2 separate regions of the Mus musculus genome follow, and region 1 is linked to region 2. A link is a contact called in ENCODE POLR2A ChIA-PET data. All regions are on one chromosome and are shown on one strand. The core of a region is the stretch at or near the end of the contact, and the rest is flanking DNA. Distances in the headings are between cores, read along the strand shown.

Evidence for each region. ChIA-PET counts read pairs that join two places held with the same protein, here RNA polymerase II (POLR2A).
Region 1: POLR2A ChIA-PET joins it to region 2 with 11 read pairs in embryonic stem cell. The contact joins the enhancer-like site here to the promoter of Pip4k2b in region 2. POLR2A ChIA-PET finds 5 or more read pairs at or near these places in 2 of 5 experiments (Patski and embryonic stem cell).

The regions. Positions count from the first base shown.
Region 1 is chr11:97,811,703-97,815,219 of GRCm38, forward strand. The region is part of intron 2 of Lasp1 (LIM and SH3 protein 1); the gene reads left to right. Among named protein-coding and RNA genes, the nearest start is that of Lasp1, 14 kb to the left of the region's middle. Within about 2 kb of position 2,156, at least 3 of the 3 ENCODE cell types and tissues checked have a DNase peak (open chromatin) inside an H3K27ac peak, as active enhancers do.
Region 2 is chr11:97,742,933-97,746,679 of GRCm38, forward strand. It overlaps Pip4k2b (phosphatidylinositol-5-phosphate 4-kinase, type II, beta), which reads right to left and starts at 1,772. Exons shown (of 10, transcript NM_054051.1): 1 at 1,514-1,772. The coding sequence starts at 1,672. Cwc25 (CWC25 spliceosome-associated protein) reads right to left here. Exons shown (of 10, transcript NM_026186.4): 10 at 2,538-3,747. Mir8102 (microRNA 8102) reads left to right here and starts at 1,965; the gene lies at 1,965-2,103.

The DNA of each region.
Region 1 (3,517 bases), core at 906-3,405, 69 kb after region 2:
AAGGTCGGGCTGGGCTTCAAGGATGAAGGACTTTGTTTGGCAGTCACTGCTCTGCCAATTATACCTTTGTCGTTGGATCTGGAGCGGAGCCAGAGCCCATCTGCCCCAACAGGTCCACATGTCCTCATCTGGCTCAGCAGCTGTGGGGCAGGGTAAAGTGCACTGAACTAAGTCTCTGCCCTTGAATCCAAGCCTCAGGTTCCCTATATGCAAAATGGGCACTCTGATAGTGCTGACTTTTCCAGCCTAGAGCCTGTGGGGTGTTTGGGGAGGTGGTACACCTGATAGCTTACAGAGAAGCTGAACAGTGAGAGAGCCTGTAGGGTTTCCCCAGCCGCTGCCCTGCTCCCCGCCTACCTTCTGGCTACCACAGGCTCTTTCTGCTTTTACCTTCCTGATGCCAGGTAGCTTCCTTGTCCCTCCCTCTCCACCCAGCTCTCTGTCCCATTGGCCTGTGTCCTCCCCCCCCCCCCCCCCCCCGCTATCATTGGCAAAGACAGGTCTATGACGAGGCCCCTATCGAAGGCATCGCACTCTCTGGGAATGATTAATAAGAGGCTAGCCCAGGAAGGGACAAAGAGCAGCTGTTCTCTGTAGTGGACTCAGCTCTATCTCTGACTCTTAAACTGTCGCCTCATTTTGTTTCTGTGGGGGCCTGAAGGTCTGGCTGGGGTGGAGGTTAGGTGAGTGGACCTGTGGTCTAAACTGTTTCCAAAGCTACACTGGTGTGTCCCCATTGTGCCCCCCCTCGCGCCCCAGCCCCCTAAATCCGAAGGTGAAGGCATGGCTTCAACCTGGGGTCTAAGAGGGCAGAGGAAGGTCGAATTCTGAGCCATCAGTTTCTGCAGGATCATGCAGGATCACCTGGAGTCCTCTTCAAAGACCACCCTGTTGGGGGAGGGGAGCAGCGCGGATGGATACTCTGGTATCCTGCCTTCTAGAGACAAATCTGAGGACAGCTGTCTGCAAGAAACCAGCCCAGGCCCCTTGGGCATCTCCTTGGTGGAGGATACTCTTGTAGTCTGTCTTCCCCTGCCCCCATACCCCTGTAGACCTCTCCCTCCTTCCCCTCTCCCTTTCTCTGCTCTCCTGCCTGGAGCTGAGAATGAGGTTGCCATGGGAACCTGAAGCACAGCAGCTAGCAGGAGAAGGGAAAGGCAGGGTTGTCTCACCCAGGGTTGGGGGCTGTGTGTGTGTGTGGAGGGGGCACTAAGCTGACCCATCAGGAGGAATGTAGTCCTTTGGTGCGCTTCCTCTGCCTGGGGCTGGGCGTAGCGGTTCCATGGAGTGTCTTAACCCACTCGACCAGATACAGGATTAAATTCCTTCCCCATTTGTGGCACTCTAGAGTTCACATCTAGGCTCCCCCCCCCCATTAATATTCCTGTTCTAAGGGGTTGAGAAGATAATGGTGAAGAGCCTGGATTCCATCTGAAGCAAGCACCTGGTGCCTGGGACCTTCTAATGGGGTACAGGGTGTGACAGGGGCAGGGCGAGTGGAGGAGGTGTGAGCGTGGAGGTTCCACAGCTACCAGCTCAGCGTCCAGGAAACGCTTGGCAGTGTGGAGGGCACACCTTCGTAGTAATCACTCCCGAGGGAGGCAGAAACTGTGTGAGCAGGAGCTGAGGACCTGGGGAGAGGGTGTGGCAGTCTGCACGTGTCTGGCTGTCCTTGGGCCAATGGAGATGGCTTTCTGCCTTACATCTGTAGGCAGCCATATGAGAACAGTCTCCCCAGGGTTTGTGGATGGCTTCTGAGGATGGATGCTTCTTGAGTCTTCAGCTCTTCAGGCTGCCTTCGCCCTGTGCAACATAACAACTTGACCTTGCACACGTGGCCAGAGCTGCCTGAATCCTGGATCCCTTCCCTGTGTGCATCTCTATTGACTGACAGAGGCGCAGTTTGTGTTCCACTTCCCTTCAGAGTGGGCCCAGTTTATATGGAGGTCCTTTTTGAAGCCCTGTCTCCTGGGGTCTCCAGATCAGCCAGCTCTTCTAGAGATCTCTCTTCCAATCCCTCTGTTCATGTCTTGTCTTCTAGGAACAGAGTCCGTCTTAATCCTCTCTGCCCTGGATGGGAGTAGGAATTTTGGATAGGCTCCTGAGCCGTGTGTGGCTTGGCTGTGCAGGGCACCGGGCCAGACCTGGGGGTGGGACCTTGCCTTTGCTTGTCTTCATCTGTGTCCGTGGCTGCTGCCAGCTGCGGGCACCTGCAGGTGTTTGCTTTTCTCGTCCAGCTCCCTCATTTTGCTGAGGGAGTTGTTTATCTGGCTGACTGGAATGGCCGGAACTCATCGCCGAGGCCTAAGACAGTGACATCAGCATGGAGGTGAAGTTGGTCGCCTAGGAAGAGCCCATCACGTGTCCCTTCTAGTCATGCCTTCTTTGGTTGAGTCCACTCTACCCTGGGTGACCCAGAGGGATATAAAACATTCACAGGGTGGTGCAGGCGGCTAGAGAGAGTGCCCAGTACACAAGCAGGTGGCAGCTTATGACTTCCTGTGGGCATGTTGGCCAGCTGGGGTGGGTCATACTTGGAAAAAGGACCATCAAGGGCCGTCGTTTTCTTACCCGGTGCTTGTGAGTCTGTGAGTCAGGGCGTCTGCACTGGTTACAGCTGTGGTGGGTGCAGTCACCCAGAACTAAACATGGCCAGGTCAGGCTTTTCAATACAGTGTCTGCTTGGAGAAGCCACCCATCAGGTCCCTGAGGTGGGTGAAGGTCATGTGGGCCCCAGCTATTCCATATTCTAGCACTAAACACAGACCTGCCTGTCCTCTGACTGGTTTACCTAAGGATCTCGGGGGGGGGGGGGGGGGATTCAAAGGGTAAAGAGCTCCCTGGTCCTAGGTCAACTTCCGCGCCTGGTGTGACAATTGTTACCTCAAGTGTTTGTTGAGCTTCAACCAGCCTCCTTTCCGGAAGCGTGGATAATTCAATGGACATGATCAAAAGTCTCTCTGCTCAAGGAGAATCGGGAAGAGAGCGTCCATGTGATAAGAACAGGAACTCAGAGACGGCTTAGTGACAAGGGACGGCTGTGCATAGTTTACTACCTCTCTGTGCAGTAAGGGTGACATCCTTCAAGTCCCTGCAGGCTACATTCTGGGCCACCTCTAGACCAGCTTTTTCTAGGGGTCAGAATTCTCATGTTTCTGTGTGTTGACCTCTCTAGTGTGTCTGTTCTCCTGCCTGTCAAAAGGGGGACAGTAGCAACGCTGAGGTAAGGTGATAACTAAGTCACAGAAGTAAGCCCCTTAGCACAGGGTAACCCTAGCTGCTCTTACCTGTCACTTAAGTGTGACTGGACACACACAGATCTTCCCAGCTATCTGTGAGTTGGATGATGTTGGACAGACAAGGTATTCCCTCTGTCTTTCTTTCTCTCCCATTTTTCTTGGTTTCAGGTTTTTCTCTGATTTCCTGACTGTCCTAGAACTCACTCTGTAGACCAGGCTGCCCTCAAACTCACTGATCCACCTGCCTCCGCCTCCTGAGGGCTGGGCTTAAAGGTGCC
Region 2 (3,747 bases), core at 522-3,021:
GTGAAATGAAGTTACCCACCTTCAGGCTTTTGCTACAGGATGCTTTCTAGTGAGAGGCCAGATGTCAAACAAAATCAAGGAGTGACTCCCAGAAAGGGATGCAGGGTTCACAATTTGCTGACCCAGTTTCCCTGGGAATGTCAGATGACCCCCGAAGCAAGAGGAGCAAGCTCTGCTCACTGTTGATGTCCAGCTCCTTTAGAGGTCCGGGCATCCCACTTCCCGGCCAGGACACTCATTAAGCCCAGGGATTCCATGGAAAAGGGGAATGTGCCCAAGACTAAGAGGCCTGAGAGGACCTCACAAACACATGCGCTCTTCTCTAAGACGTGGAGATCTACGCTGGTGTAGGTGGCTGTCCCTCAATCTCTAGCCAAAGGACCCTCTAGGTCTTCTACCAAAGCAAGAGAAAATGAAGTCTCCCTGACCCTGGGTCCCTGGGTCATTGTTTGGTCTTGTAGACAATTTCAAGTGTTCAGAAAAGTCATGGAGCCTAAAGAATGAAATCCGAAGGAGACCCGACCCGTTATCCTCCCCCCACCCACCCCCATTCTAAACTTGTGGCTGGTGGAGTCAGCACCTCAGGTCTTTTCACTTCCTCTGTTTGCTCTCAGTGTAGGGACTCACAAAGAAACGGTGAGAAGGCAGAGAGCAAGCCACCGAAAGAGAGCAGATCCCAAACAAACAGCACATAAACAGAGCCAACCAGCTAACGTCGGCCACATCCAACTTCTTGGCAGAGGCTGCTGCACCATCCCAAAGCACCCAGGACCCAAAGGACCACTCATCTGAGACAGTAATCACCATTATCACACCCTGGAAAACCATACGAGAAGTCAATGGCTTTGAAACATCACAGAAGAACGAGGAAGATACATTATTTCCATAACCAAGTCTACACTCCCTCGGGCCTTGTGCTCGCACTTATCCTTCATCCATGGGAACACAAGTCAAGTGTCTGTGGTTTGGAGAAGTCTCTGCTTCTCCAGTTGATACGTCTTCATGAAGAAGAAGAAGAAAAAAAGGAAACCCAGAGAGGATGTCCACAGTCAGGGGTAAGGAGGCCTAGAAGATGGGAAACTTTGAGCAGCCATACCACCCAAAGGACCACAAACAGGAACATTCAGGCAAGCCAGTCCCACTTGCCCTGTCAACTGAGCAATGATGTGGTAGCCAGCTATAAGAGACAAGCGGAATAGCCATGCAACAAACACGCTGAGGGTAGAAGCAGCGTCGTTGCAGCACCCAGGCCTTCCCTCGGAAGCTCCGGGGTTGCACGGAGCCAGCATACGGACACAAGAAGCCAGAGGGGCTGGAGCGAAGGGGAAACGACGACGGCATAGCACGGGGACACCAGGCCTCGCGTGGCGAACGGGGAGTGCACGCCCGGCCGGACAGCGTGCACGGGTGGGCGGGCATGCAAGTGGCTCGGCGGAAGGGTTGCAGGCGTCACCCGCGGGGCGAGCGTGGCGAGGCCGGAGGGAGTGGGGGCGCGCACGGGGAAGCTGGTTACCGTGTGGTTCACCCCCCACATCAGGACGCTGAGAATCGGCTCGCTGGCCCGGAATAGCTTCACTTTCTGGCACACGAAATGCTTCTTCTTGGTCTTGGTTTTGCTGGCGCTGAGCGGCGCCACCGCCACCGCCGTGGTGCTGGTGCAGTTGGACGACATGCCCGGGGCGGCGGCGGCGGCGAAAGGGGGGGCGGCGGAGACAGCGCACCAGCGAGCGGCCCCAGGCCTCCCCCGAACCGATCCCCACCCCCGCTGCCTCACCGAGCCATGGTCGCGCCCGTCCCGTTACCTCCCCACCCCGCCCCGGTGGTTCCGTCCGCCCCACGCCCCGCCCTCGCTGCGCCGGCCCGCCCCGCCCCGCCCCGCCCCGGGGAGCAGGCCAGCCTGATCCTCACCCCGCCCCCGGGCGGCACCGCCCACTGGATCCCGGCTCTCCCCTCCCCGTCGGAATGGTACCGCCCGTCCCCGGGCGCTTGCAGCTGCCCCGCCCACTCCTCCTCTCCCGGCCTGAAGGGAACCCAGCCGGCTTCACGCGGGGGAACGAGGAAGACTGGGGATGGACAGCCTCGAGGCACTCGGCAAGAAGGGCTCCCTACTCGGACACCCTCAAGGCCGGGCTTTGACTTTGCCTCCACATGAAGTACTAAAATGGCGGCAGCGCCGCCGCTTCGGGAGGGGAAGAGGGGCCGGCATGAGAAGAAGCTGGAACATACCATCTCCACCCCGGGGGACAGAGGAGTAACGCGGCAAAGGGGAAAGGAAGTCCTGCCTAGAAAACCAGGGACCGCCCCCTCGCTCCACCCAAGCGTGGATCTTCCCACTCCCCTGGGCCGACGGCTCGCTCCACCCGCAAGGTACGCCCCCTTTCCCGGGGGCCAATCAGAGGAGCAGGCCGGGAATCCTAGGTTTTATGAATGGGCCGCGCGCCCACCCACCTGCCGCCTAGCCTCCTCTATCCCGATGGTCAAGTTTAGACACCACTAGCATCTGTAGACGCGTATTGTAATAATCCTTTCATTCTTGCTCCAAGAAATCTCGAATAAACTGCCCATGGTTTATTATGTAATTCCACTTGGTCGAAGGGTCTCTGTATCCGACACAAATCACAGGTCAACACTTGGGATATCAAGACTCAGTACCAGGCACGTGGTAGATCGCTCTACACAGTTACAAAAATAAATGTAGCCTTTATTACCAAGTAATAAAATAAAAGCCATAATTAACTATAACATAGGGCAGAAGGATGAGATGATTAAATGAATAATGTTATATTGTCTGGGGAGAAACTGAGTTTTAAGAATTACAGTGCCAGCCGGTCGTGGTGGCGCATGCCTTTAATCCCAGCACTTGGGAGGCAGAGGCAGGCAGATTTCTGAGTTCAAGGCCAGCCTGGTCTACAGAGTGAGTTCCAGGACAGCCAGGGCTATCTATACTGAGAAACCCTGTCTCAAAAAGTAACAACAACAATAATTACAGTGACTGGAATTTTAGTGCTTAAATCCAAACATATTTTAGGAGAAATTAGGAACTGGTAGAACAACGAAATGGCTTAATATATGAATTAAGAGCACCTCTGAGGGCCAGATGGTCTGTAATCACAGCTCCAGAGACTAAAACAGGAGATCTACAGTTTAAGGTCAGCTACCGCTAGGGTGAATCTGTCGTCTGTTTAAAAAGCACCTAGAAGTTCCCTGGTCAAACAAATGAGGGCTTCTGGTGAAAGAATAGAGAAAGGAATGGCAGTAAAGACATGGGTGTGGCCCCTTGAGTCTTGTCTTAGATTTTTAGTTATTACAGGATAAAGGCAGCTGGAGGATGGGGATGGCCTAACCGCAGCCAGCACTCAGGAGGCTGAGGCAGGAGAGCCACCATCAGGCTGCCCTGGACCAGCAAGGGCCCTGTATCACAGACAAACCACAAAGCAGCAGTGGCAGGAGCAGCAACTGTGTGTGGTCAGAGGAGCTAAAGTGCAGGGTCACCGTCAGCTCCCCGGTCCAATCAAAGCTAGCCTGAGCTACAAGAGACCCTGCCTCAACAAACAAACAAATAAAAATTAGCCAGAAAGCAAAAAGCTTCCCAAGTATTTTCTTTCAGGAGTCATCGGACAACATGGGTCCTGATTCCTGCCCCACTGGGTGCCCACTGTAGGATGCCGAGGAACAGAGGAGGATATGTATGTCCCTTGGCAGGTGTGTCCTTCCTGAAGCCAGTACATACCTATAAATGTAGCCTAA